2 separate regions of the Mus musculus genome follow, and region 1 is linked to region 2. The links are chromatin loops, found by intact Hi-C in ENCODE. Cell type or tissue: left cerebral cortex. All regions are shown on one strand. Each heading gives the region's core, and the rest is flanking DNA. Links, peaks and the distances in the headings are about the cores only.

What was found. Peaks named below come from ENCODE experiments on the same cell type or tissue, not always from the same donor. Only the 100,000 strongest peaks of a DNase experiment are listed, where the experiment ranks them.
Region 1: a loop joins it to region 2, with 2.5 times the contacts of the local background. A loop is called at or near these places in 2 of 42 quality-filtered maps.

The regions. Positions count from the first base shown.
Region 1 is chr2:158,025,380-158,029,767 of GRCm38, reverse strand. Tti1 (TELO2 interacting protein 1) reads left to right here and starts at 1,334. Exons shown (of 8, transcript NM_029282.2): 1 at 1,334-1,394. It overlaps Rprd1b (regulation of nuclear pre-mRNA domain containing 1B), which reads right to left and starts at 1,271. Exons shown (of 7, transcript NM_001291134.1): 1 at 723-1,271. The coding sequence starts at 873. In left cerebral cortex, for the core only: CTCF peaks have their summits at 1,047 (motif pointing right) and 1,677; DNase peaks (open chromatin) are centred at 171, 1,075 and 1,283; H3K4me3 peaks cover 1,928 bases; H3K27ac peaks cover 1,483 bases.
Region 2 is chr2:157,735,214-157,739,601 of GRCm38, reverse strand. Ctnnbl1 (catenin, beta like 1) reads right to left here and starts at 2,201. Exons shown (of 16, transcript NM_025680.4): 1 at 2,043-2,201. The coding sequence starts at 2,072. In left cerebral cortex, for the core only: a CTCF peak has its summit at 2,277; a DNase peak (open chromatin) is centred at 2,212; H3K4me3 peaks cover 1,334 bases; H3K27ac peaks cover 619 bases.

The sequences.
Region 1 (4,388 bases), core at 129-4,128, 290 kb before region 2:
CATTTTCTATATAAGGAATAAAGGACATAGAGGTTAAACTGTTGGGTTCAGTGACAGATAGACTTAACTTCCAGACAGTAGCCAGAAACAACTTGCATCCAACACCGGGCCTGGCAAGAAACAGGTAGCGCTCGGGGAATATCGTGAGAGTCTGAATTTAGTGGCAAGGGCAGAAGGCTACCCAATTTACCATCCTGTTCTCAAGTCTATGGATAGTAACTAACACGGAGTCAAGGCTTTGGAAGTACAGGTAAGTTTGTATCCGTTTTACAGATTAGAATACACCGGCACAAGGATATGAAGAAACGTTCCCAGGATCACTTAGCTAGAACACGTTTGCACCAGGTCTTAATGTGGGCAGTCTGACCAGAGACGGCTGGATCGTATTCCAATTGCCCAACACGGGGCTCCCAGCTCCAAACACAGCCACGATTTAAAACAAAAACAAAAACAACTGTCGTAAGGTGTGAGGGGGAAGCCTGATGAGGGAAGGAGCTGAGTAACTTCAAGTCTGGGCATTTGCGCCCTTGGAACTTCAGACGAATCTCCCATACCTTACCGGGCCTCAGTTTCCCTCTCCAAGTCATAAAATAACACCGTTTCCAACCTCAGACCCTCCATCAGAGCCCCAGGCCTGCAAAACAAGGCTTAAGAAGCCACAGGGCTGCGGGAGAGTGGATGAGGGAACACAGCCATGGGAGAGCCGGGGTGCGGGTGATCACCTTTGCGGAGCTCGCGGTGCCACACGGAGACGATGGGTCCTGCGTGCTTGCGGTGGTGGATGAGCCACAGGGAGAGGGTCTGCACGCTCTGCTGAGAGTTGCTCAGCTCTGAGAGCTTCTTTTCCAGCGCCGATTCTGAGAAGGAGGACATGGTGGCGGTGGTGGGGAGCAGCCCGGGCCGCCCGATGAGACGGGGAAAGCGACCGCACTCGGCCCAGGCCTCCGCTGACAGGCTGCAGGGCTCTCCGCCGACTGACAGACAGCTCGGGGTACCAGGTGGGGGGAGGGGACAGGTCTCCGCAGTAACAGCCGCCCGCGCCGCCGCCACAAGATGGCCACCCGACCTCTCACCCCGCCGCCACGGGGGTCAAAGGGCAAGGGCCACAGCCGGGCGCCGAGAGGCTTCGGAGCCGGAGGAAAACGATCCTTAGGAGGCGGCAGTATCCTTGGTCCCTGACTTCTAGCCGGCCAGGCCGAGGGAACAAATCCAGGTCCTCGAACACCGAAAATGCGCTTTAACCGCTCGCGCCCGCGCGCCGGCGCAGTGAGCCTCACCGGAACCCTTTTTCCCGCTCCGCAGAACCTTTCTGGCGCGGCGCGACGCACTACTTAGTCGTCATTTCCGCCTAGGGTGCAGGAGGCGGGAGAGTGAGGGAAAGACTGGAAGACGAGGTAAGAGTGGCGGGAGTGTAAGGGAGCCCAGCCGCTTAGGAGCGTCCAGAAACGAATCCTTAGGACACACTGAGGCAGGAAGCGCGGGAGCTGGGTGTGGGAAGGGCCGCGTCGCTTTGGTGGCTGGCCTAGGCCACACCTCCCTCCGTGCCTGGGCCCCTCTCCCCAGCGCTCCTCTAGTTCCTTTAAAGACACGAACTCTTGGCAGGGCTCCCCACTTTGGTTCCTGTTCTGACTTCCGAAGTGATACCCCTTTTCTCACCTGGTGGAACTGCGCCGTCTACTGACCTCTACTGAGTCTGGCCCCACACACACACAACTTTTTTTTTGGAGGGGTGTGATGGCTCCAAGTGCTTGCTATGCAAGAATGAGGATTTGTGTTCCCATCATTAAAAAGCCCAAGTTGGTGGGCCAGGTCTGTAACTTCAGTGTTCTGGGGCTGAGACAGGAAGATCGCCGGAGCTTGCTAGATGCCTGCTTAACTCCAGGTTCAGTGAAAGACTCAGTCTCAAAAGAATAAGCTGGAGAGTGATTGAGCGGGACACCTGACGTCCTCTGTGCGTGCACCCCCCCCCCAACACACATACCTACAACTCCCTGACGTTGTTGAACTTATTAGATGTGAGTCCCCTCCCAGCCTAAAAGACATTCCTATAGTTGATGCCTGGTTTTCTTAACTTCTCTGTCCCTAATATACATGCTTTGACCCTTCTTCACCTGGAGTGCATCATGATCATAGCTAGTGTAGTTGAGAAGTTTCTATGTGCTAGACACTTTTCAAAGCTATGAGGTAAGTGTTATCGTCTCACGGTTTAACAACTGAGGAAACAGGTTACAGAGGTGTGGTGATCACATAAGTTTCAAGCTCACAGAGCTAAGATCTGAATGAAGAGAGTGTATCTAAGTGTGTCCCAGCATCTGGAATCAAAGCTGAATTCATAGCTGATTGAATTAACGCACAAGTCAACACCTTATAATGATATAGGGAGGCAGAGGCAGGTGGTTCTCCTGAGGGTTCCAGGCCAGCTTGGTCTGTGCAGTAAATTCCAGACCAGCTTTTAAGACCCCACCTTACAAAAAAGCTCGGGCTTTTGAGACCTCATCTAAATAGTTGCTGAGTACTGAGTAACTCATGTTCTGAGTACCCTTTGTACTAAGTCTATGTATCCAGATGTTACTATTTTAAATGTCAGTCCTTAACAACAGTGCTCTGGCACGGGGATTGCTATCACCATTTGATAATGAGAACACATGAGATTCGAGTGAGTTACCTGTCCAGAGCTGCTTGGGCATAGCCAGGAAATGGCAAAACTAGAATTCAGTCAAGGCCTGACTCAGTCAAATCACCTGATCCCAAATTCCTCACATATTAGCCAAAGGTTCCTTCATTCAGTGAATAATTTCTGAGCATCTGTGTTTGAAGCACTGTTCTGGGAAAACAGACAAGCTGTCCCTGCCCTTGGGAACTTGCCTTCTAGAGAAGAGAAAAATGGACATGCAAGTATAAAATGAAACAAAAAAATGATTTTCATAAAAATCCAGGAAGCCAAGGGGGTAGGGAATGCATGGGCTTGAGAAAATGTAAGTTGGTCACATAGAAGTATGTTATATATGCCCTTCGGAGAGGATAAAGTAGCATTTGGTTGCTTGCAAGGAGCTAGAGAACAAGCCATAAGCTATCTTTCCAGATAATGAGAAAACCAACTTCACACCCTTGTTAGCAGTTTTGAGGACTTGAAAAGATGGTATACCAGAGTGATAGAAACCAGAAGGTAGTTAGACATAAAGCCAGAAGAGTATGGAGGGACCGTGTCACGTGGGCACCGGTAGGCACGAGTAAGGGTTTAGTGTTCTCTGAACGGTCAGTAGCAAGTGAGGACAGAGCACTGATTCTTACTGCACTGTTCTGTTGTGGCATTTGCACGCAGGCTTTGCTTACATAAGCAAGGCTATTATGTAGGAGACGAACATAGTACAAGAAAGACAGGAAGGCCAGGTTGTCAGCTGCTGTAATAACCCAGGTGAAAGGGTGACGCAGTCCAGGATTTTGCCGGTGGAGGAAGCAGGAAAAGGACAGAAGGTGGAGATACTTTAAAGGAAGAGATAACAGGATTTGCTGGTAGATTGGGATTAGATATGAAAGAAGGCAAGGAGCCGGGCGTGGTGGCGCACGCCTTTAATCCCAGCACTTGGGAGGCAGAGGCAGGTGGATTTCTGAGTTCAAGGCCAGCCTGGTCTACAAAGTGAGTTCCAGGACGGCCAGGGCTATACAGAGAAACAGAGAAACCCTGTCTCGAAAAAAAAAAGAAAGAAAGAAAGAAAGAAAGAAAGAAAGAAAGAAAGAAAGAAAGAAGGCAAGGGTTGGCCCCAGGAATACTGACCTAAGCAACTAGGAGAACAGAGTTTCTGTTTACTGAGGACAGACAGACAGATGGGTTTGAGCAATGAAAACAGCAGGGTGGACATGTTTGATTGAAAATGCTTATCTAGAAATAGTCACCAGTCACTGCTCAGTGTCTAGGGAATTGCTTCTAGGACACATGTACCCACCACACACACAGGTGCCACATTATGTCTAGGTTATATATAGTATAATATACTACATATATAAATGATGGGTAGACATTGTAACTACTTTTTAAGAAATAAGTAACACTAAGGAACAGACTAGATGTTCAGTACAATGTCAGTGGGTTTTTTGTTTTTGTTTCTTTTAACCAAATAATTATGGTCTGTGCTTGGTTGAATTGGTGGTTTGGGGCTCACAGGTACAGGAGGCCATCTATACAGGTATATAGGCAATTGAATTTATCAGTCTGGAGCTCAAGGGCAAGTTCTGGGCTACAGAAATTGTAGGAGTCATAAGAGAAAAGGTGCAGAGAGAGGCTGAGGCTCAGGACATGTCACAGTTGAAAGGTCGATTTTTATTTATTCTTATAAATATGAGTACACTGTAGCTGTCTTCAGACACACCCCAGAAGAGGGCATCATATC
Region 2 (4,388 bases), core at 279-4,278:
CCCTTTTTTTCTTTTAATGTATTCTTTCTCATCAGGCCTGGAGTCTCCATCTACGGGGTCAGTGTTGTATATATTGGCTAAAGGAAATAACTACCAATATTAGTATTTATGGGCTGTTTTAACTGCAACAAACATTGGCCTAACACTGCTTTTTTTTTCTCTTTTCTTTTTTCTTTTCTTTTGGTTTGGTTTGGTTTCTGAACACGATTTCTCTGTGAGACCCTGGCTGTCCTGGAACTCACTCTGTAGACGAGGCTGGCCTCAAACTCAGAAATCCGCCTGCCTCTGCCTCCTCCCAAATGCTGGGACTAAAGGTGTGAATCACCAACCACCAGACATAGCTAGGCTTTTTGTTGTTCTTTCATTTTGGTTTGCTTTTATTTTTTGGTTTTTCAAGACAGAGTCTCTCTGTGTAGCCTTGGCTGTCCTCTGTAGACCAGGCTGGCCTCGGACTCAATGAGATACACCTGCCTCTGCCTCCCAAGTGCTGGGATTAAAGGCGCCAGCTTCTTAACAGACTCTTACCAGAAGAAGAACTTTCTTCACAACCGACCATAAGGTCGGTACCATGAGGTATCTGTTCAAGATTACAACAACTAGTTAGTAAGGCAAAAGGCATGGAAGGCAACCTGGGGCTCCAAATCCAGGCCTTTTATTTTATTTTATTGTAGTGGTGGTGGGGTGTCTCAGTATGTACCCCTGGCTGGCCTGGAACTCAGTGACCCACTGGCCGCTGCCTCCCTCCCAACTTTCAGGCACTGAGATTCAAGGCAGCCATGGCTAACAGCTCAGGTTCACAGGTTCTTACCGCCTACTCTGGCCTGCAGAGATATCACTTTTTTGTTGTTGTTGGTTTTGGGGGTTTTTTGAGTTTTTTTTTTTTTTTTTTTTTAGAGACAGGGTTTCTCTGTATAGCCCTAGCTGTCCTGGAACTCACTCTGTAGACCAGGCTGGCCTCAAACTCAGAAATCCATCTGCCTCTGCCTCCCAAGTGCTGGGATTAAAGGCACGAGCCACCACGCCCGGCCTAGAGCTATCACTTTTAAACTCAAGTTCACAGGTTCTCACTGCCTACTCTTGACTGCAAAGCTATCACTTTTAAAACATCACACCTTGAACAAAATGCAAGTGGATAAGGTTGGCTTACCCACTTTTTATTTCATCCATCACCCAAAGTCTGCTCCATCATATTATGGCCTCATACATATTCAATCAATATGATCAAGGATCTGTGATCAATATAAAAATACTACCTTTTTCATACTAAGTCTTTAAAATGAAGTGTGATTTACAATTACAGTACTTCCTAATTCAGAATAATTACAGTTTATGGGTCCCAACGCCTATTGCAGCTAATGAAAACAAAGATGGACACAAGAAGCCTCGTTAGGCAGTCAAAAGAGGGACAAAACTCTGAGTTGGGAGTCTGGACACTTGAGCTTTGTAACTGTTGAGTGACCTCAAGAGAGTCCTTTCTTCTCTCTGGGTCACCCGTTCCTCACAAGCACCCTGAGCAAGGAGGTCGAGAGGTCTCTTACCGACCCATTCCAAGCTCCGTCTTCCAAACAGCTTAACAATAGCAGGGAACGTGGGCACAGGTTTCTGCACTTTCAAATGACCTTTCACATACATCCATCCACTTTATAGATTTTAAAAGAAGAATTGAGACTCCGTGACGGGAGAAAGACTTCTCCAAAGCTACACTGACACTTGGTAAAGAAACTGAGGCTCAACACCGGGGGGGGGGGGGGGGCGGGGGTCTTCACAACTGTCTCCCCAAGCCCTGTGAATTGGTAGAAACGAGACGGAAGAGGAGCTGAGGGCTACCGGGTGGGGAACAGAAATCACAAGGCTCAGGTCTGGAGAAGGAAGGGGTCGAAAGGGTCCAGAGGGCTTAGGGGAGTGAAGTGCAATGACAGGATGCAAGCCCGGGTGACATGAGAAGTGAGGGCCAGGGACCGAGGGGAGGCAAGATGACGGGACTCTGTCCCTGCTACCCGAGCGAGGATGAGGAGCCCTCCGGCCTCGCCAACTGCTCTTACCTGGTAGCTTAAAAGTTCGCCCACGTCCATGGTTCCGGACCCAATCAGCACAGGGTACCCTGGTTGCCTCCACTCAACTCCCGAACCACGGGCCGCTCAGAGGCTTTTCCTGACACACTGCCGTAAAGCGCCAGGCCCCAGAACCAATAGAGTAAAAGAGCGCGTGGCCGGTGAGCCCGCCACACTGCCGTAAAAGGACGCGCTGCCGTAAAGCGCGCCGCGTTTTGACAATTCTGCTTCCGCCTGTAACCTGAAGGGGCGGGGAAAGGGGCGGATACTTAGGGGATGAACCTAAAAGCGAGGCCGTTATCCAAGAGTAGAGCAGAGTGCTTGGCATTTCGTGGGTAACCTTAAAGAGCTTCCAGAGACTGGCACTTTTGTTCTTTCATTCTCATTTCACAGATAATTGAAGTTGGCCTGTTGGTGGTGTTGAATGCCTTTAATCCCAGCACTGGGGAAGCAGAGGCAGGCAGAGCTCCGCAGGCATATGTTTTGAGTTCGAGGACAGCCTCGTCTACAGAAACGAGTTCCAGGACAGCTAGGGCTACAGGGAGAGAAGAGGGAGGGAAAGAGGGAGAGGAAGGAGCTGAGGTTTGAAATTATGCGCCCCATAGTTAGTCACATGTGGCTCTGGGGCACTTGAAGTGTGCCTAGTCCTAATAAAGATGTTAAGTGTTAATCAAATGCACAGTGGATTTTTCGTACTTGAACTGGTTCCTTTTTTTTTTTTCACTTACTGGGTAAAGGAAGATATATTATGAAATGAATTTGACTTTCCTCTCATTTGTTAAGCGTACTTAGTAGATATACTGAAATTGTATATGTGGATTTCATTTTGGGGTTCCCATTATGCTTCCCCTGGGCTTACAAAATGGCTTCCGGCCATAGGTGGCTGAGAAACCATTGATATCATGTTTGTTTTTTTCCCCCAGGCTTCTTTGTATTCACTAACACAAGACCCAGTGGCAACTGGAAGATCTCCTGTCTACCCAAGCTGTATTAAAGGGTCTGGGGGTCTGGAGACATGGCTCAGCGCTTAGAACCATTTACTGCTCTCTAGACGTCTACTTCCGTTCCCAGCACCCATGCTGGACAGCTCACAATTGCCTGTAACTCCAGTTCTGGGGGATCTGGTGCTCTCTTCTGGTCTCTGTGCAGACCCACAAGCACACGCATACACACATTTATATATATATAAAGGTTGGTTCCTGGGGAAGGAATTTGCCCATTATTGAGAGATAGTCAAGGCGTTCCTCTTCTGGGATTACAACAGACACCATCCAGAAACCCCATTCAACTACCTCCAACTACACATAAGAAAATTGTTATTCCTCAAACTGCCACAACCTCTCCTCATTATTCTCTCTGTTAGCACTTCCTCTACTGTTCACAGACTCAATCTGTCATTTTGTACTTGATGGTTGACATTTTATGTTTTGACAGCCTCATTAATTGGACTCCAAACTCTCTAAAAGTTGGGATTGAGTTTGTCAACCTCACCCTCGAATCTTCAAAGCCCAGAACAACGCATGACAGAGAAGGTTTCACCGTGGGCTTTGTGAGTGTTGTTAAGGAGAGTGGATTTTATGTTATCTACTTTGGGAAGTTGTTGAGATCGTCAAAACAGGGATGCTTTCTGATTGGGTTTTTGTTTTTAAAGAGTAGCCAATGTAAACTGCTTTTTACAGAGTTCATTTGCATGTCCTTCCCCTCCCTTTCAATTAAGTGTAGATTGTGACCTCCAGAGAGGCAGGACAGAATAAAGGTAACCATGAACAGAACTATTTTCTAGTTTGTGCCTTGCCTCAGTCAGCTTCAATAGGCAGATTTGCAAAAGCCCAGTCTGGAGGTTTGAATAAAAATGGCCCCCATGGGCCCATAGGGAGTGGCACTATTAGGAGGTGTGGCCTTGTTAGAGGAGGTGTGGCTTTGTTGGAAAGGTGTGTCACTAGGGAGTAGGTTTTGAGGTTTCAGAAGCTCAAGCCTGGCTATTGTATCACTGTCTCTCCCTGCTAGCTACAGATCGAGATATAGAACTCTCAGCTCCTTCTCCAGCACCATGTCTGTCTGCACAATGCCATGTTTCCCACCATAACCATAATGGACTAAACCTCTGAACTGTAAGCCAGCCCCAAAGAAACCTTTGTATAAGAGTTGCCATGGTCATAGTATCTCTTCACAACAATAAAACCCTGACTAAGGTAGGTGCCAGGGACTGGGGTATTGCTGTGATAAGCCTGACCATGCTTTGGTTTGGAGGAGTGCAGACTTTGGGATTTTGGATTAGAAAAGCAGTTGAATGCTTTAAGTGGGGCTTAATGGGCCATCTTAGTAGGAACATGGAAG